Linked DNA regions of Mus musculus: all the other regions are linked to region 3. The links are chromatin loops, found by intact Hi-C in ENCODE. Cell type or tissue: left cerebral cortex. All regions are shown on one strand.

Region 1 (4,000 bases), 150 kb before region 3:
CGACGTTCGAGGCTTGGAGGAGCCAAGTACATAAAGACACAGCCCCTGCCCTCAAAGAGTTTACAGTCTAGGAGTGACACCTGCAAACAAAGTAAAAATCAAAGACCCCCAAAACATGGAAGGAGGTGAAGGGGCCCATCACTTCTGAGTTGGGGTACCCCAGGCCAAGCCGCCCTTGCAAAGGGAGCAAAATAGGGCCCTTTGTTCTCCTTTACCCTCAGTGCCCTTGTGCATTTGTAGCAGTTTAATGTCACCCAGTGTTATTTGACCCTTACCAAACAAGTAACCAGACCTACAAAGAGAACGACAGAGTCTCTACAGTAGAGTTCAGTCTAGTGATGGAAATTGGTGAGCTTCGGGAGAGAGATGGAGGAGGAAAGACAGCACTCAAGCTGAGAGAAGGAGGGGCGTTCTTGAGCTGAAAAGGCCCCAACCCATCAAGGCCACTCGTGAGTCAGGTGAAGAGCTTGCTAGAACAGCCTGTGTAAAGCCAAGGAGAGCTTCAACTCCGACCAAGTCCCAGTAGGAGTCTACAGAACAAAAGGCAATTTGAGAGGGGCCTTCTGCACCTTCATAGCAAACACCAGTTGTAGGTCTTGGATTTCTTGTTGAATGCCTGGTGTCGGAAACTGTGGCATGTGTATTGGAGTGCCATGATAGTAATGTCTGTTATTTTGGTGGGGTTTTTTGTTTGTTTGGTTGTTTTTTGTTGTTGTTGTTTGGTTGGTTGGTTGTCTCTGAGACAGTCTCACTATGTAGCTCCAGCTGTCCTGGAACTCACTATGTGGACTAGGCTGGCCTCAAACTTAAAGAGATCCACCTGCCTCTGCCTCATAGATACTGGAATTTAAAGGCATGTGCCGCCACTACTAAACCTTGATAGTGATGTGTAAATATTACACAGTGTCACTTACATTTGGAGTCTAAAGTCCAACTCAGTGAAGTAGAAATTAGAATAATGGTCACCAGAAGTTAGGGATATAGCGTCTGGGACAAAGAGATGCTGGTCGCAGGGTAGAAAGTTTGTTAGGAGAACTAAACTTTTGAGATGGCACAGGAGATGACACAGCAGGGTGACTAAAATATAAATTTAATGTACATCTCAGATTAGCCAAGAGAACATTCCAAACCTCTCCTCACAACAAGGGAGGTAATGACGATATTTACTAACTTAATAATTGCACAGTGTGTGCATGTCAACCTTTTTTTCCTAGAAATAAATTATGTTTTGTCAACTAAAATAATATCAATATTAGATGCCTGTGATGGGGTGGGCTGGGTAGTTCAAGATTGGGAATACCATTATCCTGCCTACTGGTCAGCACGCAAGAAGCTTCTAAGGAGTTTTAGTCATGTGCTCAGACTTGCATTTTAGGCACCATCATAGCCACACTGTGGTGGATGGAGTTGGACAGGCTGTGTCGAGGAGCGGAGACATTGATGAGGTGGTTATGTTGCCATATGTCTGAACTGATGCTAGGAAGTCGGGGCAGAATGAAAGAGAACTATTAGGTGTAAAACCCACCATCAAGCATGATCGCCCTTGAGAGAGGGCATCAAGGCAGATGACTTCCATCCCCAGCTGGGACCATTCATGGGCTCTCCTGAAGGAAGCCGGAAATATAGGACAAAGAGTCCGTCAGAAGAGGAAGGATGTAAACACTTGCTGTCTTTACTGCCTTCTTTGAGTGGAGGGCCACTTCCAGGAATTCTTGAGAAAGAATGCATATGTGTTTTTGTACCCAAAATATCCTATCTAAAACTGTCTCCATTCTACATTCTTATTCTTCTTTTTTTTCCCCTGAGTGTGTGGCTGAAGATAGATTTCATGGTTGGAAAACAACATCTTGAAAACATTGTGCTGTGACCCAGCAGCCAGTGTGTCTGTAGAAAAATCCAAAGCCATCCTGTTGCTTTGTGACTTGTTGTTCCTTTCAGGAAGCTTCATTTTGTTCCCTGTGTTAGAACATTTCACAAAGGATTCCTTGTTATGGCCTGTTCTCATTCACTTTGATAAACACCAGAACCTTATATCTTTCTAGTCTGTAAATTTTTTCTTGAGTTATTTTACAGTTGACTTCATTTCCTCCACCCTCTTTCTCGGGTTCAGCATTTTGATATTATACCCATATAAACTGGTTCTGATTTTTTTCCACTTCTATCTCCTATTTTTGTCTTTCTGCTTTAAGAAATTTAAGTTTATGTTGGGTGATGGTGGCTTACACCTTTTATCGCAGCCTGATCTAGAGTGAGTTCCAGGACAGCCAAGGCCCTGCCTTGAAAAACAGGGAGGGAGAGAAGGAGGGAGCACACACTGTATTTTCTAATTCTTGTATTGATTGTAGTTTCTGCTGTGTTTGTGTGTGTGTGAGAGAGAGAGAGCCTATATGTGTGTGTGAGTATATGTATATATGTGTGAGGGTACATGTGCAGAATCCATGTATATAGGTATTTGTGTAAGTGTATGTATGTATATGTGTGTGAGTTTTATGTGTGTGGGTATATGTGCAGGATCCACATATATGGGTATTTGTGTATATGTAGGTCAGCAACCTTGGGTACTCCCCGCAGATGCTGTTGACCCTGGGTTGTGTTTGTTTGCTTGTTTGTTTTTGAGACAGAGTTTCTCACTAGCTTGGAATTCAGTCGGGCTAGGCTGGCTGACCATACGTCTCAGAACCATCTATCTCTGTCTTTTTAGCACTGGGATATCACCCCAGCCTTTTCACATGAGTTCTGGGAACCGAGGTTAGATCCTCATGCTTGCCCAGCCATCATTCTTCTGAGATGTCTCCCAGACCCCCATCATTTTCATTTTTAAGAGCTATTTTTTCCCTCTGATGTTCCTTTTTTAAAGGCGTTATTTTTATAGATTTGCAGAAAGGTGTTAAAATAGTACATAGGTCTCTTGTTCCCTTTAGTCAGCTTTCCACAGTGTAGTACACCATCAGAACTAGAGTATTAAAGCTTGTACAACTTGTGTATAGTTGTAGGCTATCTCACCACCTGTGTGCATATGCACAGAGCTACTGTTACTTCATTACCACAATAGCTCCCTCATGGCACCTTTCCCAATCACACCCGTTTTCCTCTCTTACTGCTCTCATCCTTGGCAACCACAAATATGTTTTCTGTTTCTGTATTGCCACCTTAAGAATGCTATAGGAACAGAGTCATCCAGTGTACGACCTTTTCGGATAGCTTTCTCTTTCTACTCAGGATAGTGTCCTTGAGACACCTCAGGGTGATGCATGCAGTTGACTTCTTAGTTGTTGACTAGTACTCGTAGTGTGGGTAGACCAGTACTCTGTAGTCTGAATAGACTGGTTTGTTCACTCATTAACTCATCCAGTCAGTGTAAAACATTTTGATTGCTTTCAGTCTATTAGAAATAGTCTATTAGAAATAGAGATTTCAGCTTTTGTGTGGACAGTAATCTTCATTTCTGTAAGATAGATAGGTACCCAGGAGTACAGTGGCTAAGTTATATGGTAAGCATATGTTTAGTTTTCATAGAAAATGTTGTGTGATTTTTTTTCCAGAGAGGCTGTACCACTTTTCATTCCTATTAATAGTGTATGAGAATTTTAGATTTTGCAAAATGTTGGTAACATCTGATATTGTCAATGTAGATAAACCATGTTATTTCATTGTGGGATTAAAAACGGCGGGGGGGGGTTGGGGGGGAAGGTAAGAAGACAACTTGTGAGAGTTGGTTTTTCTACCATGTATGTTGCCAGGTTTGGTGGTGAGTGCCTTTACCTACTGAGTTGTCTCGCCAACCCTCATTATGGTCTTAGTTTGTAGTCTCTAATGGACACAAAGGCTGGCAATCTTGTCATGTGATTATCTGTCATCTAGAGAACCTCTTCAGTAAAATGTCTTTGTGGGTTTTTTTTTCTTTTTTGAGATTGGGTCTCACACTGGAGCTCACTGTAGTCCTCCAGCCTCAGCCTCTGCCTCAGCCTCAGCCTCAGCCTGATGAGTGCTAGGATTACAA
Region 2 (4,000 bases), 180 kb before region 3:
ATGAATGAATTATTTGGATAATGATGTGTTTCAAATAAACACTACCATTTTCTCCCTAGAGAAACCCTAGCAAGAACAGAGCAAACACAAAGTCAACAGAAGAAAGGAAATGTAGAGAGCAGAATTAATAAAACAGAAAAACAATATTGTTTTAGAAAAAAAAATCACTGAAAATGAAAGCTAATTCCTTAAAAAGATCAATGCAATTAAAAACCTCTAGAAAGCAAAGGGTATGGGGAGAATTACCAGTATCCAGAAGGAAATTAGAAAGAATCCTTAAATAAAAAAGAAATGTTATGTCAATATATCTAATAACATCAATGAAATTCATTCCTTTAATCCAAATAACCAAGCTCACTGAGGAGGGAGGCTGGGGGTATCTACTCAATGAACTAGACTCAGGGTTCGAATCCTTCCTGCAAAGAAATCCCAGTGACCTCAATTGTGTCCTTCCAAATACCTCCTGAAGAAGTAACCCCTATTTTTCCAGTCTCCTAGAGCCAGAAAAGGCCACTCTCCAGCTTGTTTTGTGAGGCCAGAGCTAGTAAGGCAAAGCAAAGGTAAAGGCAAAGCAAGAAAGTGACACACTGCACTGCTGGATCCACCAAGCCCATTTGCAGAAATCCTTAATACAGTTTTTGGCAAAGTGAACCTAGCAATATATAAAATGGATGCCACATTATAACTAAATGGAGTTTGTTACGGAAATGCCAAAAATCATTTTAATATTCAGAAGTCAATTAATATAATTCACCACATTAAAAGATTGAAAGTGAAGAGTCATCTGAATAGATTTAGAAAAGCATTTGGCAAAATTCAAACTCCACTCTTGATTAAAATCTATCATCAAAGCAGCAACAGGACCCTCTGAAATCCAACAAAGCCTCAAAGGCCAGTGCCAAGGCTTTTCCTCCTGACAGATGAACAAGGCTTTTACATCCTTCCCTCCCCTATCATTCTGGAGCCTTAGCCAGTGAAACGAGGTAACAAAAAGGAAAAAAACACAAATGAACAACAAGAACCCCATAGCTATTGGAAAGAGGAGGTTGAATGTCTCCACTGATACATGTGACACTGAAAAGCCCCAAGAATCAACACAGAAAGTACCAGAAACTATCAGTCTGTTGAGTTTGTGAAATACAAGGTTAATAAAGAAAATCAATGCTATATGTCCTTTTAACAACGAGGAGCAATCAAAAGTTGTACTTCAAAAATATCATTTATAGTAACATCCACAAATATGAAATGTTTATGGATAAATTAACTATACTAAGCAAGTGGTACCCTAAAGGAAAATCAATGATGTGAGTAGGGGAAGTGCATCCAGGTGCATCCAGCACCTGGACTGGAAGAGTCGATTTGTTGAAGGATCAGTCATCTGTTGTCCTCAAGTTGACGTGTATATGGATTGAATAAAATCACAAGAATTTCAAGTGTTAGAAAAATAGCAAACAGATTCAAGTTTATGTGAAGAGCAAAGGACCAATAGTCCATATACTTGTAGTCCCAGCACCCCGGAAGCTAAGGCAAGGGGGTTATAAATTTGAGTCCTGCCTGGGCTACATAGTGAGTTTCAAGCCAACCTAGGCTATGAAGACCCAGTCTCACAAACAAACAAACAAGCAAATAACTAAATCAAACAAGAAATGAAAAGGATAAAGACAATCAAAATCATACAATGAAGGATAAAATCAGAGGACATCAGCCATCCATTTTGAAATTTATTTTTATTAATTTTTTTCACACAATATATTTTGATCAGGTTCCCATTTTAAGAGTCACTGTCATTGTCGGAACCTTGCAAAGCTAATGTTGGTGTAAAAACAAACACACAGGACAATGTCACAGTAAAGAGTCTAGAAATCACTTTACATAGGTAAGATCATTTGATTACCAGAGAGAGCCAGGATAAGGGATAATGGACGCACCAACTTGAAGGAATGGGTATGTATGCACAAAACATAAAAAATAAAATAAAAAGCTTGGAACCTTTACGTCATTTACACACCTTTAATTTAAGATGAATCATGGGTGACATTAAAATATACTTGGAATGAGTCATGGAGCTAAATATAAGAGCCACAAGGGCTCTAGAAGAAAAATCTCAGTGGGCTATGGTTAGGCAAAGTTTTCTTAACTAGAACATAGAAATATTTTTTTTAATTCTATTGCACCCTTTAATCCTATAATTTCTACCTTTTCATAAAAAGTCTTCTCTCTCAGTCTTTGGGTTGCTGAAAAGGAAACAGGAAAAGGAAGGACCTGCCATATTTTATACTTTACAGGAGCTGAAATGGACTCAGGCCAGCGCTTGGATGCAACCCATCATGGATAGTCATCTTGTCGATTGGCTACCGTTTGCTTTGTGTTGGTTTCCTTTGGGGGCAGTTGCAGTGTTTAGTATGTATGACAGAGCTCGGCAACCCCAGAGAGAGACAGAACAAAAGTCCTGGACCAACTCTTCATGTCCCAGCTTGGATACATGGCCTTCCCAGAACATGGTTCTGATGGCCAGGCTCAGGCGCGCAAGCTTGCCCTCAAAGCAGAGAAGGGATAGTAGAAAGGTACTACTTTCCGAATTGAAAAATAAGCTGTTGTTTTCTTTTCAGTCTTTAGAATGGGGCCTATGGGTGTCACCTTTGGTGGCTCTCTAAGAACCCAGCAAGAAGGGGGAGGGGGTGGCCTCTGACCAGATGTACCAGCACTCTTGGAGGTGGGGTAGAAAAGAGTAAAGGAAGATGTCGCCTGAGGGCTCCTCTTCTCCCTCCTGGCTGAAACAGAAGGTGATCTCCAGGAAGAGGAAGAAATGAAACGGAGCTGGAAGGCTTTAGAAAGGACCACTGAGGGAAGCTGGGTAAATGAAGGACCCCTGGGCCACCAGGCAGGTGGGCCACCAGTGGGCTCCTTTCTTGGGCCACTTGCCCCCAAAGCTCCGGGGTAAAACTATTGTACTTCCAAAGGTCAGACCTATTTTGCTTGATGGTAAATCACCTGAAGCACATTTATATTAATACAAATAGGAATTCATTATGAAGTCAAATACAAGCATTACATGAATTTTAAGATCAAATGCAAATTTCATGCTTACAATAATCCCTTAAAATTGCTTTTCACTCCCCTCTTCATGCAAATTCAGGCCTCTCCTCGGCTGTTAGAAGATTTTGATAGAAACATTTGCAACTTGCCATTTTAAAGAATAAAGGCTGGGAATTAGGAATGTTCCCCCCCACCCCTGCCACCCTCCCCCATCCCCCGCCAGACACTTTGGCAGAAGAAGAAGCCAGGCAACTATTCCAAGTGGATAGATTAGGTCCGTGAGGACCGAACTGACCTGTGGCTGGGTTGGGAGAGCCAATGCCCATGCATGAAGGCTTGGAGGCTGCGCATGCAGCCCTGGGAGCAGCCGCGCTCCTGGGTAGCCTGAAAAGTATGGGAGCCTGCCCTGGTCTGGGGTCTGGATGAGTGTCTCTTGGTAGAAGTAGGAATCTGGTGTTCTTGGAGAGGCAGATTTGTTGCTGGGGTCAGAGGAAGTTCATCTAAGAACAACCAGCTCTAGCAAGCTGGCTTTCAGCTGAGAGAGAGGGATGGAGCCCAGAGGTCCCCGAGTTCAGAGGTTCAATCAAACAACTGGAGTTCCACAAGAACTTCTTAACAGCAGGAAGAAAGAGAGGGGATGGGAGAGAAATAAGACAGATAGACCTTTCCCAGGAACCATGTCTGTTAGCTAGCCTCCCTTTTTATACTTCCACATAGACTCCAAAAACTGCCTTTGTGAGAGGCCACATTGTTCAGAGAGTTTGATTGTCTTCACATCTCTGAGAGTGAAATACAAACCATACTGAACTGAATTACTGTTAATATTTTTATATATTAATCGTGCTAAGTTAATTTAAATTATGTCATTCTGCAGATTGTAAGAGGTGTATTGTATTATACAGACAAACACACACACACACACACACACACACAGGTGGAAGGATCAGCTCTTGGCCATCAACAC
Region 3 (4,000 bases):
TTCTTGTTTGTTTTTAAGCTGGCTTTTACAAGGAAAGAGAGAAGAAAAAAAAAATCCGCAAAGAACTCCCACTTTGATTAATATCCCCAGTGCTCGCCCGCCCCTCCCCCCCCCCCCCCCGCCCGCCGCCTCTCCAGCTCGGCTCCAATTGGCGCGCTCGGCCTGGCTCCTCACGAACGCATCTATCAGGACACATTAATTCTCTCCTGCAGACCTGCGTCAGCGTGCAGGAAAAAGAGGGGAAAAAAAAAAAAGAAAAAGAAAAAGGAAGGGGGCGGGTGGTGGTGGAGATGCTCAAAACCAGCAAAGACTGGTTAGGAAGGAAAAAAGAGAAGGAAAAAAAAAAAGAGCGAGAGAAAAAAGGGGTGGGGGGTGGGGGGGAACTTGCTCTGCAAGCGCAGCTGGGAGGAGCGGGATTCTAGAAGCATCATGAGAGGGAAAACAAAAGTCACTGCTCCCTTTATACCTTGAGCACATTCATGGGCCGATTTTCAAAAGATGAACCGATATTCACTTTGCTCACTAGACCAGGGTTCTCAGCCACGAGGTTATCCATTTCTTGGTAAATCTGAAAGGTTCAAATGATAAACAGGCATCTGTAATTGAGTGACTGGGCGAATGCAGCTATTAGGGTCTTGTCGCCCGTGCGTTCCCAGTCTCTCCGCAGCCTGGCTGGGGACGGCAGGAAGCCGTCACGGGGATGATGAGTCACTCTGAAAAAGAGAAGCCATCTTGCCCCAACACAGCCGGTTCTTTCCAGTTCTGTGCAAAGTAAAATGGCACTTGTCTGATTTGCCTGTGACTTTGTCCCCCCTAGACCATGTCCAGCAGGGAAGTCTTTCACCTTAACCAGCAAACCGTAGTGACACTAAAAGAGATGTGGCAGACTTGTGCTACAAAATACAAAATGTGCTAGTGCAGGCCCTGAGACAATGGGGACATCCTCCAGTCACTGGCTACTCCGACCCCAATTTTTAAGGCTCATTGAAATTCTGAGCATTCCCCACATCTCAAGGCTTCCCCACCTTTACAGAGACAGACCTGAAACAGTATCCAGCTGTTGCCAGCGTTTGCTGCCACAAACACCTATTTGTTAGATCGGCAAGTGAGAGAGAGCATGCTTTATATATATGTATTCTTTCACACTCTTCTTCTAGCCAAACTAAGACACTTTTTTCTTAAGTGGGAGAATTTTAGGAAGGTAACAAGACACATATAAATATATATAATATATATATTACCAGGTGGTATTACCCCATGCTTAATCCTGCTGGTATTTCTGGCAGTGAAACAAATCCGTTCAAGTCATATCTGCACCCCACCCCACCCCACCCCAATCATTTTAAATAGCTTTTACCACTAAATAAATTATGGCAAAAAATTAATACATTTTAAACTTCATTTGTTGGCTTATTGCCTTAGTCTTTCCTATTCTTCTCTTCACCTCTTAACTCCCATGATCACTGCCAATTGGACAGTGCGGATAAATAGATCTATACTGGCTTCCCTGAAAAGGCTGTGTCACACTAGGAAGTGCTGTGTACTCCTTGAACCTCCAGAGCCCCACACAGCCCTGTTAGAGAGGAGAGTGAGACCCAGAAAGGCAGAAACTAGAATTTCTGCTACTGTGTGACCTTAGATCAGTGTGCACTTTGGAGCCCCCAACAAACACACAGACCCTCGCGTGGGAGTCAGGTGATTCAGAGTGGTCCCCTGACACATCCAAGACCACCGGTAATCATCACTCTTGAGTGACTCTGTAGCCTGTGCAGCTTAAAACTCGGCACAGGAGTGTTGTGGGAAGAGTGTGAAAGAGCTATTTGTGGCCTCACTTAAAACATTCCTGACACCTCCAAAATAACCGAGTGGCTGTTGGGATGGACAAGCAGACTTCGGTTCCTGCATTAAGCAGGCACTGACTACGAAATCTGAGGGAGACTTTAGGAAGCTAGGAAACAGAAGGAGAATAATATCTAGGTTATCCAATCACCCCACACCCACCCCGAGGAAGTAGCGTTGTCCTCAGAGAAAAGAGCGGCTGGTTTCTCTGATCTTCCATTTTGAAATGCCTACCTCTTCCAGGGTATGGTAGGCCCCAAAGTTGAAGTTAGTGCCACGCTCTCTTTGCTGGTTGAACAGCATCTCTTCACGCTCTTGATCCAACAGAACCTAAGGTGAAACAACTCTATGGTTTGCATTGCCTGCAATGCACCAGCAATGAATCCAGTCTGGTGGGGTGAATCAAGTGCTGAGGCTTGGTCCCCCGGACCGAGCTATTCTCACTGTGTCTACATCTCATCCATAGGCTCTGGGTCAGATACCTCTTATTCCGTAGTACTCTGAGAAGGCATGGGTTATGCATGGGCTGGGGTCAGGTAGCAGCTGCAGGCCGGGGATGACAGTGCTTAGAGGGCCTTCCAACCATCTTGTGGCTCAGCCTGCCTTTAGGAGTTAACCTCTCATTAAAAAACTAATTGAATCACTGATTGATTGGTCTCCCTCCATTTGCATGAAATGTGCCTCCCTGCCACCCTGTATAGGCATCCTCACGGACTGAAGACCCGTGTGGAACCCACAGGTCCCTTTCCTGGCAGAGCAGGAGGAGGACCAGCAGGCCTCTCTGCAAGGCTGCCTTCTGGAAACTTACTTGAACATCTTCGATCATGATGGAATAAGTAATCCCCTGGGACTCCAGGAAAACTTTGACGTCCTGGATGCTGGCAAAAGGAACTCGGACATGGACTGTCTGCCTGGGGACGCTGGGGGATTTCCAAAAATCAAGCTGAAAGGAATAAAGATTCAAGCCAAAAAAAAAAATGATGGAATCACTCTGGGAGAAACAGATAGCTGTGTACTGATGGATTTCAATAATGCAACTGGCTGCCTAGTTGATTTTGAGTCTACAAAACCAGAATCATTCCAGAACCACTGGGATACAGCAACAAGAGATTCTGTGTACCCAAGGGTCAGCAAATATGTTGTTTTCAGCACACACACACATACACACACCATGACCAGATATTAAAATTGGCAGAGAAAGAGATGAATTTAAGTTATGGGAGGTCTTAAAAAAATAAAATCAATCTGGCACTCAAGAGGTCCAATTCATTTCATCATGGGGTATTAATGCCATAAATAATTTTAAGGGGGAAATAATGAGTTAAAGGTGTTCAGCTTTCACAGTTTCCATCCTCCTCCCCCCACCCACTCAAGTCTTGCAGTAGTCCTGCGAGATATGAAGAATGATATATTTTTCCTCAGTTTTCTGATTGTGAAAATGAATCACCGGGAAAGAAGGCCATTTGCTCGGGGCTGTAGAGTTGGAGCTAAAGTCCAGGTTCTAGGAGTCGGCATCCCACATTACCTCCAAGGAGTCAAACTACAGACCCGAAGTAGCTGCCAATCGCGCCGACTTTATTTACTGAAGAGAGAAAATGCTGATGGGATGACCAATACCTCAAGGTGCTCTTCGGCCTCCAGTTGCAGCAGAGTCTTAATTTGCTCTTCATCATTCGGGATCACCTCAAGAACTTGATCTCTGAAATAGATTAACCACAGACAGGACCTTAGAAGCCAAAGCTGTTCACCATTTCCTGTTGTTTTGTGCTCCGGTCAGCCTCTGCAGGGACGTGAATGCAGCAGTCAATAATCCCGTTCACAAGCCAGAAACTAATAAATCCTGCCCTGACCCACATCCCCGGAATGAGGAGGTGATCAAACAGCTTGATTTCCTCCAAGGAAATGTTATCTAAATAATAATGAAGAGGTGTACCTGCTCCTAGCAGGAAGCTTGCTTGCCGTTAAAGTTCCCTTTCCGTGAGCTAATGAGTATTTGTCAAACAACACCTGCTGCTCATAAAGCACTGGCTTCTAAGACTTGTCTGTTCCTGCTTTTCAGAGAGGAAAAAAAAGGAAGAAAGAGGGCAGGGAGAGTAATTAATTTAGTGCTCGTAAGAGGAGTTAGAGCCACATCTGGGGACACATGAAGTTTTCTGGTTGC
Region 4 (4,000 bases), 74 kb after region 3:
CCCCAGACCTCCCTGGGACTAAACCACCAACCAAAGAAAACACATGGTGGGACTCATGGCTCTAGATGCATATGTAGCAGAGGATTGCCTAGTCGGTCATCAATGGGAGGAGAGGCCCTTGGTCCTGTGAAGGTTCTATGCCTCAATTTAGGGGAATGCCAGGGCCAGAAAGTGGGAGTGGATGGGTTGGTGAGCAAGGGGAGACAATAGGGGGTTTTCTGAGGGGAAACCAGGAAAGGGAATAACATTTGAAATGTAAATAAAGAAAATATTTAATAATAATAATAATAAATACCTGTCCAAATGTCACTTCTTCATACCTGTTAGGATTTGGATGTAAACTGCAGCACTCCATGTGTCTAACCAGTTGGTCTCCAGATGATGGCACCATTTTGGAAGCCTACAGAAAACTTGAGGCGATAGGACCCCGCATAGGCCCTGAGGTTTACAGCTTTATCATGCTTCCTGGTCTGCTGAGGTGTAAGCTATATCTTTCCAGTAATAGATCATATCATATCATATCATATCATATCACACTGTGAGCCAGAATAAACCTGTCTTCTCTCTTTTGTTAAAAGATTGATTGATTGATTGATTGATTGATTGATTGATTTATTATATGTAAGAACACTGTAGATGTCTTCAGACACCCGAGAAGAGGGTGTCAGATCTCATGAGTCACCATGTGGTTGCTGGGATTTGAACTCAGGACCTCTGGAAGAGCAGTCAGTGCTCTTAACTGCCGAGCCATCTCTCCAGCCCAACCTCTCTTCTCTTGTCCAGTCTTTAGAGTCACAGCAACAAAATGTACCTAATGCCATTTCTTGGTACCCAGCAATAGCAGCCAGCCAGTGTTATCCTCTGCTCAGGTGTTTACTGTAAACAGGTGAGTGAACTCATCTGTTTCCTCTTGTTCTTCCCCGGTATATATAGTACACTGGCCTTGCCTGTCTGATGGGGGAACAGGACCTTAACCAGCAGCTATGTTCCAGGAATCCCTTTTGTAAATGTATGCTGTGGAACATACAGTGAGGTGAACTGTAGCCGGTCTTTGATACTTTGTGGGTTCTTCTTTCCCCACCCTTTAACACCCACACACACACACACCTGTGAAGGGAGAGAGAGAGAGAGAGAGAGAGAGAGAGAGAGAGAGAGAGGAAGAGAGAGAGAGAGGTCCCTGAATCTAATGTCTTTCCTTTTGTTTCTTCTTAGATCACAACTACTAACAAACTGCAGCCAACCCCTGACCACCAACCCTGCCTCTTGGGGCCCTCACACTTATATACCCTCTAAAACGTCCCCAGAATTCCAAATGTCACACAATCGCAGAAACTATCTGCAGCTGGCAAAAACATGCCTCTGCTAGAGCACAAGGCAAATTACAGTCAGCTGCTGTGGACAGTCTGAAGCAGCCCCATATCCCACAAATTACAGTCAGCTGCTGTGGACAATCTGAAACAGCCCCATATCCCACACCTGGGATTAAAATGAAAACTTTTTTTTTTTTTTGGTTTTTCGAAATAGGGTTTCTCTGTGTAGCCCTGGCTGTATATCCCACATCTGGGATTAAAATGAAAACACTTTTTTTTTGTTTTGTTTTGTTTTTCGAGACAGGGTTTCCCTGTGTAGCCCTGGCTGTTCTGGAACTCACTTTGTAGATCAGGCTGGCCTTGAACTCAGAAATCTGCCTGCCTCTGCCTCTCAAGTGCTGGGATTAAAGGTGTGTGCCACCATGCCTGGCTATGAGAACAGTTTCTTATATTTCTGTGGGTTTTTTTTTTTTTTAAGAATCCAAAATTCCAGAATTCTTTTCTTTTTTCAAAAAAAAAAAAAAAAAAGATTTTGTTGCTGTCCTCAGACACACCAGAAGAGGGCATCAGATCCGAATACAGATGGTTGTGAGGCACCATGTGGTTGCTGGGAATTGATCTCTGGTAGAACAGTCAGTGCTCTTAACCACTGAGCCATCTCTCCAGCCCAAATGCCAGAAGTCTTAAGGATGTCACTACAGGTCGGGTGTGGTTGCGCATGCCTTTAATCCCAGCACTTGTGAGGCAGAGGCAGGCGGATTTCTGAGTTCGAGGCCAGCCTGGTCTACAAAGTGAGTTCCAAGACAGCCAGGGCTACACAGAGAAACCCTGTCTCGAAAAACAAAAACAAAAAAAACCCCAACCAACCAAACAAACAAAAGAATGTCACTACAGTGAACAAACATGGCAGCTCACAACTTTCTGTAGCTCCAGTTCCAGGAGATCCAGTGCCTATCTCTGGCTTTCATGGGCACTCCACACACCGGTACACAGATGTACGTGCAGGCTATAGCCCATACACATAAAATTTAAAAAGTAAAATAAATGACAAGAATAAACTACTACCCCAAAGAAAAGGAACACATCAGCTGCTTAAAGCCTAGACAGACAGTGGTAGTTATTACCACATACATTCTGTTAGCCAGTACTTTATTGCATGGGCACATCTAGCTGCAAGGGAGTCTGGGAAATGTTTCCGTTTCCAGAAGTAAACTGGTCATGCCACAGCTGCTAGCCCTAGCACTGTGGAAATATGGATATCAGATAGATGACAGAGTCTGCCCCTGAGGGATATGTCTGAATGCACCCACAGAGCTTTGATGGTGCTTGGTTTCCCAGGATGGTGACTGGTGTGGATGTGGGATTTGTCAGGTCACCTGAACGAGGCCATCCTCACCAAGCACTTTGCTAATAAGCTCGCTCTCTGCTTTCCTCAGGCACTGGAAATAAGGAAAAAGTAAAACCATAGCAGATATGTTCATAGTCTTTCCTATTGACCAATATAAGTTTCTGGGCCACATGCACTATGTAATTTACAGAACTTGGAGCAAACTTTTTAAAGTGGGGCTCCTTGTAGACTTTCAAGACAGCCACAGTGGAGGATTAAACCATTCTCAGCCCCTCCAAAGGGCAGGGTCCCCTATGCCTGTCCAAGTCACAGTGTCTAAAGCCAAACTCTGTCCGTACTAAGACAGGCTCTGTTACATTTATGAAAAAACGCACACAATCATGTTGGCTTTTCTCATAGCTTCAGTTTTAGGTGAGAATTTCCCCTCCTTGTCATGGCTCAGGAAAGCTTAGAAATGGTTGGAGACCAAGCTGATCAAATGTCTGGTTGTGTGAAAGTCCAGTAGGGTTTGGCGTGCCCTTGCTGGGCACTGGTCTATCTGCCAGAAGTCAGTCCAAGGGGCTTTCTCCTTTCCTTCCTTCTCACCTGACTGGTTCCATGGTCCAACACAGGACTTATCTGATACTCCTAGGGCCTCCCATTGCCAACTTGGGTTAGACTGTTCTAGCTTCTAGTCAGAGACAGGAGGCTGCCCGTCCTTGTCACCCTTGTTTTCCTCACAAAGATGCTTCCACGTTAGGTATCCTGTCCCATATCTGAGGTGCTGAGGTGGTTGGAGAGGCTATTGAAGGCTTCCTGATTTGGCACAGCCTGCATGCTGGGAGCAAGACTCACCCTGAAGGAACTGGGTGGAACAGTGCAGGCAAGAAAGACGAGAGCATCAGGTGACAGGCCGGGCACAGAGATTGCAGAGAGCAGATGCAGCCGCAAGGGCAGACGAATGTGCCAGGAGAGCCAGGGACAAGCGAGTAAGGTGTCAGATGGGCACGCTTTCCTCCAGGGGCAGGCAGGCTGTGCAAGAAGCCAGGCAGAGGACAGGGGAATGATTAGCAAGCGGGAGAATGAGTCACGCAGCCAGTCCCCTGGGCAGCTGCACGCGCAGCAGGCTCTCCCGGGCACTGCTCCATGCCAGGCTGCACAGCTGGTAGAGAGAAAGGGGCCAGAGCTCCTGCAGGGCCTCTCGAGGATGGGCTAGGAGCCTGGCTTCTAATGACCACCTGCTCCTGGCTTGGGTCCAGAACTGCCTACGACCTCTGTCTCTGGGTACAGCTTGCTCCCCCCATAGCTTCAGAGCAGGCCTCAACTTAGGGAGCCATGTTTCTCCTCAGTGCCCCTCCACCTT
Region 5 (4,000 bases), 140 kb after region 3:
AACATATATATATATATATATATATATACACACACACATACACACACACACATAGAGTACGTCTTTCCCAACAATATTCCTACACAAATGCTATATATACCTTAGGAAAAATGAGTGATACAGGGAGAAGGGCTGTCAGAAAGGTGAAAGAAGGCTCTTATGGAAAAAAATACAACTGAGATCCAGGAAAGGTAAGTTAAATAAGAGGAGGAAGCACACGGGTTCCTCCAGGAGAGACGCCCGTGTGCAGTGACTTCCTGTGCTGAGGGAAGCAAAGCAGAGAACACAGAACAAAATGGAGGACAACCCAAGGCGAGAAGGCACTTGGTGTAGGGCCATCTAGGACACGATAAGGGTCTCAGCCTTACTGTGAGAGCAATGAAGCAGCAAGAAAGGTTAGGTACAGTGTCATGTGCCTGTATGCCACTACTCTAGAAGCTGACACAGAAGGGTGAAAGGTTCAAGGCCAGCCTGGACAAGGTTAGACCCTATGTTAAAAACAAAAAAGGTAAAAGAAAAAGGCTATAAGCAGAGATAATAAAAGATTTGTATTTTCAAAGATCAGTGATATATGAATGGGAGGCTCTAGCAGACGTAGGAAGTCTGCTTAGAAAGCTACTGCAGTGACCCTAAAGGACAGTGACAGAATTAGTTACAATGGAAACAAAATGAACAAGACTAGGTAGCTAACTATAACTGAAGTTGGTGGGGAGCTTAAGGAGACCCAGCTTTCAGATTCCCATAAGTAGATGGATAAAGGTCCTACCACCAAAGCCAGGCACAGGCCTTTAACCCCAGTGCACAGGAAGTAGAGCCTGGAAGATACCTTTGAGTTTGAAGCCACGCTGGTCTACATGCTATATAGTAAGATTTTTGTCTTTTACATTTTCTCAAAAGATACTATCCCTGAAAGACAATGAGGACACTCCAGGAACACCACCATATTATACTGCTTTGTTTCACAGGGACTGGACACAAGACAGAAATGTTAGAAAGAAGAAAAAAGGTTCTTCAAGTATGTGGAAGCCTTAGTAAAGAAGGGTGAATTGGAAAATAGGGATAGAAGTCAAAAGAGATGAAAAATTAATAACCAAACAAACAAAAACAAACACAAAATCAAAAAGAAAAAAAAAGAGGAAGAAAAGATAGGTCTCTAGCGTCAGCCATAAAACAGACCTACACATTCCTTCCTATTCCTCACTACCACTTAAAATAGTCTGAATTACTTCAAAATAGAGTAAAGAGCTATAATATGCAGTACCTAGGAGAACAAAGGATTAGTATGAAAGAATTTATTATTTATATCAACATATATTATTGAGCTATTGGGAATTTTCTAATTTTGAGAACGAGGGAAAGATGGAGACCGCCTGTGTGGGAAGAAGGAGCTGAATGCCAGCCTGGAAGAAAGGAAGCAGAACGAAGACTGACAACTCCACTTCTCCAATTTTCACAGTTTAAGCACGTTTTATCTTCACCTCTGGACAAATGGCTGTTCTTGTCCTCCTGTGCTAAGGGAATGCAGAAATAGCGCCATACTTCAGACCCTTATTTGAAATCATGGCTTACCCTGCCCTCATGTGGTAGCAGAGAGGAACTGCACCAGTATGTTGCAGGACCCTGAGAATGCCCACATGAAGTTCATGGTGTAATAATTAATCTATGACCAAAGACTTAAAAGATTGCAGGCAGAGAGCAAACTGGGAATAGTCCTTGCCAAGGGATTTATCTTCTAGGCTTAGTAATGCAGAAAACCTAGGGTTTTGTTGTTAACTGATGATAACAAAAAAAAATGTCTCCTTTTTTCTTGTTAAACATCACATATTTAGCAATTCCAGAATACCAGTCTGATACTGTTTATTCAAATCCAATTTATGGTATATTTGATTATTTACAAATGTCTCAATTTTATTTTAATGGCATGAACAAATGGGTTAATGAACATTTCTGGCACACATCAAAAACCATATCACAAATATTAGTAATTATCTCTCTGAATAAGTAAAATCCCCTTTGTTATCTTTAAATTAATCAACTGATTTTTTTTACCACCTAGAAGAACAAGTCACAATAGTAAACACAATTCAGAAACAATCAGGTTCTCAAAACATCTAAACAAATATACCACTGATACAATCAACTTAACACTAGTCACACATACACAAAAAAACATGGCGAAGGTCTAGTACATCATTCCTGACAATTCTCTTCACGGTGAAAAAAAAAAAAAAACACGACTGCCCAATAAAATGATTTAGCATTCTGTGCATGATTTAATTCTCTACCTTTTAACAGACTGAAAATTTGTAAACGTACGCTTTTTACAACTGTTTACACACATACCTACATGACTTTGTTTTGTTTTTTTTAAAACATGTGAACTCAAAGACCATGAAATTTTTAGCAGTAGGTATATTTTTCCAATTTTCAGTTTTGATACCGGGATCACATCCTTTCGTTTCTTTATATTCATGATCTTCATTTCCCCCTTTTAAAATCTAGTCACCATTACCCATTCTGTCTCTGTACATCCCCAAATATTACTGATTCAACCATTTCCCTTAATCTTTTTTATTTTCTTTCCCATATACTCCCTAGCCAACACACACACACATACATACATACACACACACACTTTCACATGCTCATTCCATTTCAAAATATCCAACTCTGACACAGTTGGTTGGCTTTTTTTTTTTCCTTTCAAACAAAATCACTTCTATATTGCTCTCCTCTCCTTAATTTGGCACTCCTTTTGAAATAATTTTCCACAGTTAAACACCAATGTCTTTCTTTCACAACATCCATCCGCGGAAGAGGAAAAGATTAAGAACCGGGCAAGCGAAACATTTGGGAATGTCAAAGAGACAGCGGCCTCTCGGTCGGGAGGAAAATACAACTCTCCTCCCCGAGCTGTCGACACAGCGAGACTTCTCTTCGGCGTGCTCCGGTTCCCCTCCTGACCTCAACGCCACCTTCCTGCTGCTCTGCTTCCCTGTCCTCCCTCGGCTGTGTGTCCGAGGGGCAGCAGAGCCCGGCGACCGCCACCTTCTCGCCGGCAGCGGCCCCACCACTCACCTGGCAGGTGCGGCCGTCCCGAGAGCTGCACGAATCGGTTGAGCTGTCCGGTGCCCCGACCCCCGCCGGCCGCGCCGGCCCCGCTAACCCCGCTGGCCCCGCCGGCCGCGCCTCCTCCCCGCCGGCGGTTCCGGTCCCAGCCCTGGGCAGCCGACATGGCCCGCTAACGATTGCCGCAGCCCGGTCCCGGCAAGCCCCTGCCCCGGCAGCGCGAGCCGAGCCTCCTTCCCGGGCTCCTCAAGAGACCCGGGAGACGGGGGCCGGGGTAGCGCCGGGCTCTCCAGCAACCAATGGCTGGCCGCCTTGGTGACAGTGGACCAATGGGCAGTCTCTTTCTTGGCAGGTGGAGGGAGGCGGGGAGAGACGTGGTAACCATAGCTATAGCTAAAAGAGATGGGGGGAGAAAAGGCGTAAGCAGACGCTCAGAGAGCGCATCGATTCCCGGAGCTCGCCCGCTTCTCCGGGATGCTGGGGGCTCAGACCAGATAGTCGAAGACCGAGCGGGGAGGCTACGCCAGAGGAGACTCCCAAGCAGGGTCGCTGCCTCAGCATGGTCGATACTCCGGAATTCTGTCCCATAAGCACTGCATTTAGAAACATCATAGGTACACAATGCATGTACTTGGTGTTGGTACATCTGTCTGCAGTTCTGCAAACTGAGCCCCGGTCTGCGGACTGTTGCCACACACAAAGGGCTCACGGGAGGTGGGGGCAGGGGGAGGAGTCAGATGAAATCTAAAAAACTCCTGGCTTTCATCATTTGTTTTGTCTCACGGTGGCACTGCCGGGACCCTTCCCCTGCAAAAGCCACGTCAAGAGCAAACAGCTTTAAACCCGATTAGCAAATACCGAAAACTGTTCGATATTAGAGTAATCATAGAAACACAAGTGAAAATTTCAATAAGAAAATCTTTCAGGCATC
Region 6 (4,000 bases), 85 kb after region 3:
ACCCAGGCCCCTAGCTATCCAGCTAGCTGAAAGTGTTTATTGAACACCTACTTTGTTCCAGGCTCTAAGGACTATGGAATGAACAAGATAGAGTCAGCTCCTGTCCTCCTGATGGTGGAACAAACAGGCAGTAAACTCTATGACCATGGGGGAGATGGGAAGGGGACAGAGCCGGTAGAAGGGTCAGGGCAAAGGCCTTGGAGTCTTCCTAGTGGGACCCTAGCTTTGACTCTTCCTCACTGAGATGATATTTGAATAGAGAACCGGAGATGGAGGACAGACCCACAGAAACGCAGGAGGAAGAGCGAGCCACTGGTGCCAAGGCCCCCAACAACACACTTCATCATCCAAGGAGCGGCACCATGGCTGGACTAAAGGGAGCATCGTGGCAAGACACCAAGGTCAGGTAGCTTTGGAATCCCCACGCCATGGAAAGAGCTGAGATGTGGCCTTTCTGGGCATCTTACAAGGAAAACGCGTCCATCTGTTGCCTTGTTCTGGTCTGAAAGGTATCTCCCCCCCCCCCAGCCCCCCCCCCCCCGACAGATCAGGTGCTTCCACTGGCTCCAGGGAAAGGCTCCGGAGCTGGGATTTCCAAATCTTGGAAGCCTCACTGCCAGGAGTCACCGTGTGGCCTGAGGAAACCAAGATACCTCATACAGATTCCACATAGTCCCTGTCTCTACTGCTGCGTCCCTGGGGTCAGAAGAAGACCAACCCATAGCTTCTGTCTTTTTTCTCCTGGCCGGGCTATTCAGATGATAGCTAAAGACAAGGCAAGCTGCCTTATCTTCCCCAAGCCGGGACAGAAGGAGTTTATGAGGACGCTGATAGGAACCCTGAGAGGCTACTGGCCCTCTCAGGGTGCTCCTCAGAAAAGTCTCAGTGTGTGGTAATTATCTGGTTAGTGAGGACTTCAGCTGACCTCTGAAGAGTGACAGGACAGTCCTCCTCCTTCAGGAGATGGTGACCCACACCCATCAACCCATGCTGGGGTTACTCTGTTCTTCTCATGGTGCCACACAGGAGCTGGGCCAGTCTGGAGGAGAAAGGATGCTGGAGCCTTACTCTCAGGGGAGGAGCGCTCTCTTAGCTCACTCTCCAAGAACTGGGTGGGGAGTCTTTCAGACAGAACCTGTCTTTGGCCCTGAGTCTCATCCTGGTGACTGAGCCGGGCTTATCCCCGTGGCTTAGCAGAGCGAGCGGCCATGGAAGCTTTTCTGGACTGGGCTAGCAAGGCGTGAGGGTTTAAGCATGTGCCCGGAGAGCTCTGGCACCTGTTTGATACTTCCCAGGTTGATGGTGGCATTTCTGGTGTGAATCCAGCCCCTGGAGTATCCAGGTCCCGGGCTCCATCTGCCACCTCACTTGAGGGTGCCAGGCCCCTCACCTCTCCTACTCCAGGCCCACATCACCTTCCAGAATAACCCCCATCAGGAACGCGGCTAGGATCTTTCCTCCCTGTTGCTTTTCCAGTGAGGCCTCTTTTCCCCTTCATACAAGCACTTCCGAGAGAGCCAAATCGACCGCCCTCTAGGTTGCCATGGAAACAGAGCTTTCTTTCCTCCCTCCTGTTTACCTTGGTCAGGGGACTGCGACAAAAAGCAGCCTGTCGCAGGAGGAGAAGGGAGGGCGGGGGAGAGCGGAGGGAGAATCAGCTTGCCTTAAACCAGATCATTCCGGTTTGGAGTGGTTCTCTCCCCCGCAGCCCTAGGCCCCTCTTGCCACACTGGGCTGTGGAAGGCAGGGAGGGAGGGAGGATCCTCATCCTGCGAAGCTTTAGTGGAGAAGGTCCTACACCCGTGGTACCCCGTCCTAATTCCAAGTGGACCTGTCTCCCTCAAGGCCAGAGTTTGGCCTCCAGTGCATCCTCTGGAGGTGCTGCCCCAGGGTGACTGCTGTGCTCAGGTTGGCTCCCCACCCCAGGATAAAGAGATGGGAGCTGAAGGCCAGGCCTTGCTCTGTATATGTACTCTTGAGTGCCCTGGCCAAAGTGGCCTCACCCTATTTACCAAAAAGATCATTGTCGTAGCCTCGAACTTAAAATTTCCCAACTAACTGCCTTGGAGCGCGATTATATATCAGTGCCTTCTGAGCACCGCCTCTCCTCGCCCTAACTTTCCAAGTCTCCTGCAGTTTTTCTGGTTTCTTTCGTAGGCTTCCTCCCCTTCCAGAAGCCACCAGGAGGTGGTGGGTGCTGTCCCTGAAAAGCTTTCTAGCTCTTTGTGCTCCTCTGAGCCTTGAGCTAAAGTACTCTATTCTCAGTACCTGATTCCTCTAACCGGTTTGCTGGGTAGAAGCCCTGCCTCCGGGTGCTATCAGCCTGAATACAAGGTTGTGCCCCGGTGGCATCCCAGCCGGTTGCGTACCCACTAGATGCACAGTTAGCGTGGGCACCGGCCGCTGCTAGTCGCGGTGCCCACGACCAGGACCAGCGCTGCTCGCCAGGGGGCGGCAGAGAACCCACCCTGGGCAGCTTCTCCGCGAAGCACGAGGCCATTTTACATTCGAAAAATCCTGACCTGGCTCCGCATCTATGTGGACACTGGGAGCTTTGCCGGGACAAGTGACTGGCGGTGGCACCTGGGGGACTTGGCGCTCGCTTCCAGAGCAGCTTCCCGTCCCAGGCACAGGCTTCATCGTGCTGCACTGCGGCTCCGCGGAGCCCCGCCCACCTGGGGAAGGGTCTGGTCCTTTATCGGTGCAGTGAGAGTTCTTACCAAGGAGACCCTTCCTCTGGCATTGGGAGAGCTGGTAACTCCCTTGGCAAGAACACTTTGGTGGCCCTTGGCTTATCCTCCCGCATCCCAACACAATGTTTTTGTTTGGTTTCTGATTTTGTTTTAAGAAGCCCTGGTTGGCCTGAAACTCAGTGTATATAGACCAGGCTAGCCTCAAACTCACAGGTCCACCTGCCTCCGCCGAAATGCTGGGATGAAAAAACGAGGGTGCACCACCACGCCGGCTCCAGCACAAATTAGCTAAGCAGAAAGTGGACAGAGTGACGCCTGACTGCAGCACGTGGCAGATATGGCTCTGCTACCCTGCAGGGAGAGAAAGTGGGCCTTGCAGTCTTAGAACCTTCTGAGGCCCAGACTCTTGGTAGCTTTAGTGAGATGGTTCATAAAAGATGAACTGATCTGCCCGTCCCTTCTGAGGTGACACACACTGACACTTGATGTATTTCACAGATGCAACCGCTGTGAGGATCCTGGCTTGGTGTTGAGTGCCAAGAATAGTAAGTGGCCAGCGTGTGCCGCTGTCTGTGTCCTCTCTTCACCAACCCTAGAGCTGGGCTGAGGAGCCAAACTGGACAGGCCCTTCCCGCCTGCCTGGCTGCTGCCTGAGCCGAGCCGAGAGACCTCATTTCTGTGTGTCAGGCTGGGCTGTCCCAACCTTGGTGAATCAGAATATGGCTAATCTGCAGGGTCTCCTGGGAATAAGGTCCACCCCCGCCCACCTCTTTTCACCCAACTATGGAGAAGAAAAAGAGGTACAATAATACTCTTGCTTGATGTTATAAAGGGACAAGATAGCAAGGAACACATTTCCCGCAACACAATAAGACACTTAGAACAACAGATTGCTTTTTTCCCCAAACCTTCTCCCCCTTCATTTGTTCCTCTCTAGAGCTGGCTCTTAAAGGTTCCCAGATACCAGTCAGGCTGCGTGTGAACGAGTGGGGAACTTCACAGTTGTATCCTTTGAATCATTCCAACTACAGACTTAGTGAGAAAAGCTATTTTCACACTATCTAGAAAGACAAGTTGTTTGGTTTCTGTTTTGTAAGGAGAGGGAGATGCCAGCAGTTCAGCCCAGGCCTCCCTCGAATGTCACAGGCTAGGCAGGTTTGCTGCCACCTAGCTATATCCCCAGCCTCCACGTCAGTCTCAACACTACTGGACTAAGTAGTCTAGACACTGATGCCTTTGTTTGTTTGTTTGTTTGTTTGTTTGTTTGTTTGTTTGTTTTAGACACTATTCTTTTTATCTCTAATTAA
Region 7 (4,000 bases), 130 kb before region 3:
TTGTTTGGCTTTTTAATTAGTCTTATTTAGGAAAATTTGGCAATAATACTTGATTTTTTAAAGTCTTAAAAGATTAGTTCTCTGATAGCTTTTCAGGCTCCTCTGGTATAAAAGACATGTTTGTAAATAAATGACCTATGAAGTTCCTCTGTTTCCAGTAATTTTGTTGCAATTAGATGTAGTAAGACAAAGCACTTACGTGACACACTACTAGCAAACGGGTGATAAAGTGCCACTGTTCATACTTACTGAGTCGGTCACAGGGCCTGGGGGCAGTCCTCAGTGTCTCCTCTCTCCAACTGAAGCCCTGTGGAAACTCTCCACTGTCTTCTCCATACCTGGAGAGGAGCGAAAGGCTGGAAAGAAAAGAGCCTTTGTTACTTTGTTACTACCTCTTTTAGATTTGTTCATAATTTCCCCAGGTATTTGTGAAATACGAGAGGTTTTTTATTTCCTGCCTTTTTCCTTCAGTAGGAAAAAGAAATGATGGGGGAGTGGGGGAGCCCTTGCTTCTGAGAGTCCCAGTGGGGGTCTGCTGATATAGGATGCAGTGTTGTGCAAACCCACAGGAAGTGTTGATAGTGAAGAAATTAACTTTCAGGAACAGGCACATAGCTTAATGGTAGAGCATTCACTTAGTACATATATGGCCATGGGTTCAATCCCCAGCACAGTAGAATTTTAAAAAACATACACACACATATAAAAATAAAGTTAAGATAGTTTGTTAGTAGAAACAGTATTAGTTGTAACTACAGTATTTTAATAAAAGATAAAATCAATGAGGCTGGCTGTTGTTTTCCATTCCTCAGGGAGTTTGTAGCATCAGATGGTCCTGTGATCAAAGAAGGAACACTTCCCACAGTTACAATGCTTTTAAAACCACAGGAGAACCGTGGCCATAGCTTAAGGTAGAGTCCTTTCCTTGCATGCAGGATGCCTGGGGTTCAGTCTTCACTACCAGTTACAATAAAACACCAGTAGAAGAGCCAGGTGGGTCTATGAACCATACAAGAAACCAGGAGGTTGGGAACACTAATCCTTGAATAATTGCTAAGTTGCTGCATTGCTGGGCAAATTGATGAGGCTTTTTTTTTTCTCCAAGCTTTCTTCCTAGATTGCCTAAAGCTCCCCCAAACCTAAAGGCACGGCCACTTCAACCACACACGGTGAAGGAGACAGGAAGGACCTGTCAGTAGGGTTCTTGTGTCGAGTGTTTTAAGGATAAGACTGTAAGACGCAGAACAGCAAACTAATTGGCTTTTTCTTCAGAACCTCATTGTGTTGACTGGCAAGTCCACACTTGAGTTCAGAGCTGCGGTAGGAAGAGGGGTGGGGATCCAGGAAGAGTTGATGGTTTCTGCTGTGGGATTCCTGGGTCAGCTCTTTGGTCAAAAGGCTTATTTTAGACATTTAAGAAATATTGGCTTTTTCTTTCTGTTCCTTTGTATATCCTCCCCCCTCAAAAGTAGGAAGAGAGCTTTGACCCAAGAAAGAAAAACCCAAAGCTCCTAAAACAGATTTACTTAGTTTTTGCCTGGTTCTTAGTAGCTTGGCAGCATCTTCTGAAACATACTCAGGCTCTCTCTTGAGAAGGCGTTAGGCCTCCTAAGCAGCCCCAATTGCTTGCAAGCTTCCAGAAAGACACCATCTGAGTTTAGGAGTACACTGCATCCTTACTATCATAATAGAGAGTGTGTCCTAAGATAAAAACAGGCTAAAATAATGATGACAGTAATCATAAACAAAAGCCTAAATTTGTGGATTTTTATTCTGTGATGAATCCATGGTAAAATTTTAATAACAAAGTAAGTATGGTATAATTTCGAAAATACATTTGGGGGGGTTTAAGACAGGATTTTTTCTCTCAGTTTCTGACCCAAACATGAAGAAAAATTCAGAATAGTGCTTTGCAGTGTGAGTTTATGTCATTTATTAAAAGCATTACTTTGATCAGAAGTTAGGCTGAGACTCAAGGTTTAAAGAGAGGCAACGCTGTAGAAATGAAAATTATTTTGAGTGTTTTTCATTTACCATATTTAGGTGCAAGATGGAGCTTGCCATGTTAAATCAAATCAAATTGCAGCACATTCAGTTCAAATAACAATAATAATAACAGCTATGGCTTGAAAGCTAGAATTTAATTCATTTGGAAACCAGAATGATCAGTTTTAAAGCATGAAACTGCTCCAGACCACCTTGGCCAGTGCTGAGTGCCGTAGAACCAGACCATAAAACATGAGGGTTGGGTGTGCTCCACGGCAGTGGGAACCTCGGCACGCCAAGCCCATGATGAGCGCTAGTGCCCAGATTGTGTGGTCTAGTTCAGGCTGCAGCATCAGCATGAATAGTGAAACACCATGGGGGAAGGGGAGGGGAAGCCACAGAGACAGAGTGGAGTGGAAAGAGTTGCTTGGGCAGCCACAGAGGCAGATTTTACACTTTCAAAGATGATTGCTTCTTTCTTGTCTTCCTCTGTATATCTAAGCACAGAAGACTGTGGGGGTAGAAGGAGGAAGAACACCACTGACTCTAAAAAGGAAACACAAGGGAGTGTGGGATCATCTATTTTGCCTGAGGCTGAGGAGGTTAAGGAGGTGCACAGCAAAGGGGAGCACTTCACGGGTTCCCTTTCCCTAGCTGTCGCCACCTAACCTGAAAGGCTGTTGAACACACACACACACACACACACACACACACACACACACACACACGGCTCATTTGCCGGTTCTCCCAAGTTCTCTAGTAACAGGCCAGAGGAGCCGACAGGGTGCTTACTCTCAGCCTGATTTCACAGTGGTACTCAGTTCCCAACAGTAAAGCATAGCTAAGATTTGCCTTCTCTTTCTAGGTAACAGCATGACCAAATACATTGAGAAGCTAGAAGAGATTAAAAAAAGTGAGTACCGCTATCGATGGCCTTGGAGAAAAGATGGGACCCTGTAGTCATCTATCAGCTGATGTCAGCTGGCCGTTGCTTCTACAGTGGCCATGTGTGGCGGGCTTTGGGGGTCAGGTGAGCCTGGCAGACACCCCTGCGGCTAATCAACTTCCACCCTTAAAGGAGCCTTAGTGTAGAATGTGGGGACAGCCACAGCCCAAGCTTCTGGTTTTGTTGGACTGTGGTCTTTGTGGTCTTTTTATCTGATGCCCAGTCTTCTTATTCAGTCCATACCTGAGTCGGAGTAATAATAGCTCTCTTCATAATGTTTTCATGAATATTCGTAGGTGAGTGTTCATGACCTGACCTTAGTGTTCTCCATTGGCCACCCATTGCAGTCTGCTTTCTTTTAATTAACAACCATATTTCACGCATATCCCTTTTAGAAGCTAATATTCTGCAGAGATGTCTGACTGGCCACTGAATTCGTTGCCCTCACCAAGAATCGTCATTTTTCAATCTGTGTCCAAAACCAATCAATATAAAATTTAAATATTGGGGCCAGAATTAAAGAAGATGTAAAACATCTGTTTTCTAAGATGGATTTGACTGGTGTGAAGTAGGAGAACCCAAAGCCAGGGTTTTTGGCCTATGACAGGAAGAGGCTGTCTTACCTCAGTTCAGGAGTTGGCTCTGCTAACATGCATCTTCTTGGAAGGGAAATTACAATTCTGAAATACACCAGAAATTATTTTTGATACAGCAGATAATTTTAATTAAAAAAATTATGCCCCATTTTAATTGCACAGTGTAAGAGATCCACAGTAGATGCAGCTTGGGGGCAGTTTTCTGCACTCTTTATTTCCCTACACTCAGCTAGAAGATCTGGTTCTACAGAGATTTTAAAATACATATTTAATATTAAATAGGTATATGGTTTCAGGCCCTTCTTATTCACTTTACATGACGTCAGTTATATGTCTTAATTAAAATGCATTACATTTCTGAACTATAAAAGAAAATCCTGTTTACTCACCGACACTGCCCTGCCGTCATTCTCGGTGCACGTGAGGCAGGCAGCACCCAGCTGGCCTGCTTCTGTCAGGGGCTTGTGTGCTC

Evidence for each region. Peaks named below come from ENCODE experiments on the same cell type or tissue, not always from the same donor. Only the 100,000 strongest peaks of a DNase experiment are listed, where the experiment ranks them.
Region 1: it touches region 3 in a loop (2.4-fold over the local background); 5 of 42 quality-filtered maps call a loop at or near these places.
Region 2: a loop joins it to region 3, with 2.1 times the contacts of the local background. A loop is called at or near these places in 6 of 42 quality-filtered maps.
Region 4: a loop joins it to region 3, with 2.2 times the contacts of the local background. A loop is called at or near these places in 6 of 42 quality-filtered maps.
Region 5: a loop joins it to region 3, with 3 times the contacts of the local background. A loop is called at or near these places in 2 of 42 quality-filtered maps.
Region 6: it touches region 3 in a loop (2.7-fold over the local background); 6 of 42 quality-filtered maps call a loop at or near these places.
Region 7: a loop joins it to region 3, with 1.8 times the contacts of the local background. A loop is called at or near these places in 3 of 42 quality-filtered maps.

The regions. Positions count from the first base shown.
Region 1 is chr6:30,689,411-30,693,410 of GRCm38, reverse strand. All of the region lies in intron 1 of Cep41 (centrosomal protein 41), which reads left to right. Among named protein-coding and RNA genes, the nearest start is that of Cep41, 2.3 kb to the left of the region's middle. In left cerebral cortex, no CTCF peak of the experiment used is centred here; DNase peaks (open chromatin) are centred at 382 and 1,608; H3K4me3 peaks cover 499 bases; H3K27ac peaks cover 394 bases.
Region 2 is chr6:30,722,978-30,726,977 of GRCm38, reverse strand. No RefSeq gene overlaps it. Among named protein-coding and RNA genes, the nearest start is that of Mest, 13 kb to the left of the region's middle. In left cerebral cortex, no CTCF peak of the experiment used is centred here; DNase peaks (open chromatin) are centred at 2,084 and 2,272.
Region 3 is chr6:30,543,673-30,547,672 of GRCm38, reverse strand. Cpa2 (carboxypeptidase A2, pancreatic) reads right to left here. Exons shown (of 11, transcript NM_001024698.3): 2 at 3,457-3,538; 3 at 2,648-2,782; 4 at 2,074-2,169; 5 at 467-568. Among named protein-coding and RNA genes, the nearest start is that of Cpa2, 4.0 kb to the right of the region's middle. In left cerebral cortex, no CTCF peak of the experiment used is centred here; DNase peaks (open chromatin) are centred at 214, 648, 1,004 and 1,839; H3K27ac peaks cover 2,146 bases.
Region 4 is chr6:30,469,306-30,473,305 of GRCm38, reverse strand. No RefSeq gene overlaps it. Among named protein-coding and RNA genes, the nearest start is that of 1700012C14Rik, 10 kb to the right of the region's middle. In left cerebral cortex, a CTCF peak has its summit at 1,874 (motif pointing right); a DNase peak (open chromatin) is centred at 3,751.
Region 5 is chr6:30,401,229-30,405,228 of GRCm38, reverse strand. It overlaps Klhdc10 (kelch domain containing 10), which reads right to left and starts at 3,374. Exons shown (of 10, transcript NM_029742.3): 1 at 3,079-3,374. The coding sequence starts at 3,235. In left cerebral cortex, a CTCF peak has its summit at 1,591 (motif pointing left); DNase peaks (open chromatin) are centred at 1,565 and 3,447; H3K4me3 peaks cover 3,389 bases; H3K27ac peaks cover 2,488 bases.
Region 6 is chr6:30,458,520-30,462,519 of GRCm38, reverse strand. It overlaps 1700012C14Rik (RIKEN cDNA 1700012C14 gene), which reads right to left and starts at 1,535. Exons shown (of 2, transcript NR_131049.1): 1 at 1,391-1,535. In left cerebral cortex, CTCF peaks have their summits at 2,249, 2,448 (motif pointing right) and 3,846; DNase peaks (open chromatin) are centred at 2,413, 3,061, 3,284, 3,682 and 1 more place; H3K4me3 peaks cover 766 bases; H3K27ac peaks cover 3,233 bases.
Region 7 is chr6:30,670,222-30,674,221 of GRCm38, reverse strand. It overlaps Cep41 (centrosomal protein 41), which reads left to right. Exons shown (of 11, transcript NM_031998.3): 3 at 2,852-2,899. Gm13782 (a long non-coding RNA gene) reads right to left here. Exons shown (of 5, transcript XR_377397.3): 1 at 3,918-4,000; 2 at 3,556-3,612; 3 at 250-356. Among named protein-coding and RNA genes, the nearest start is that of Gm13782, 4.7 kb to the right of the region's middle. In left cerebral cortex, no CTCF peak of the experiment used is centred here; a DNase peak (open chromatin) is centred at 2,393.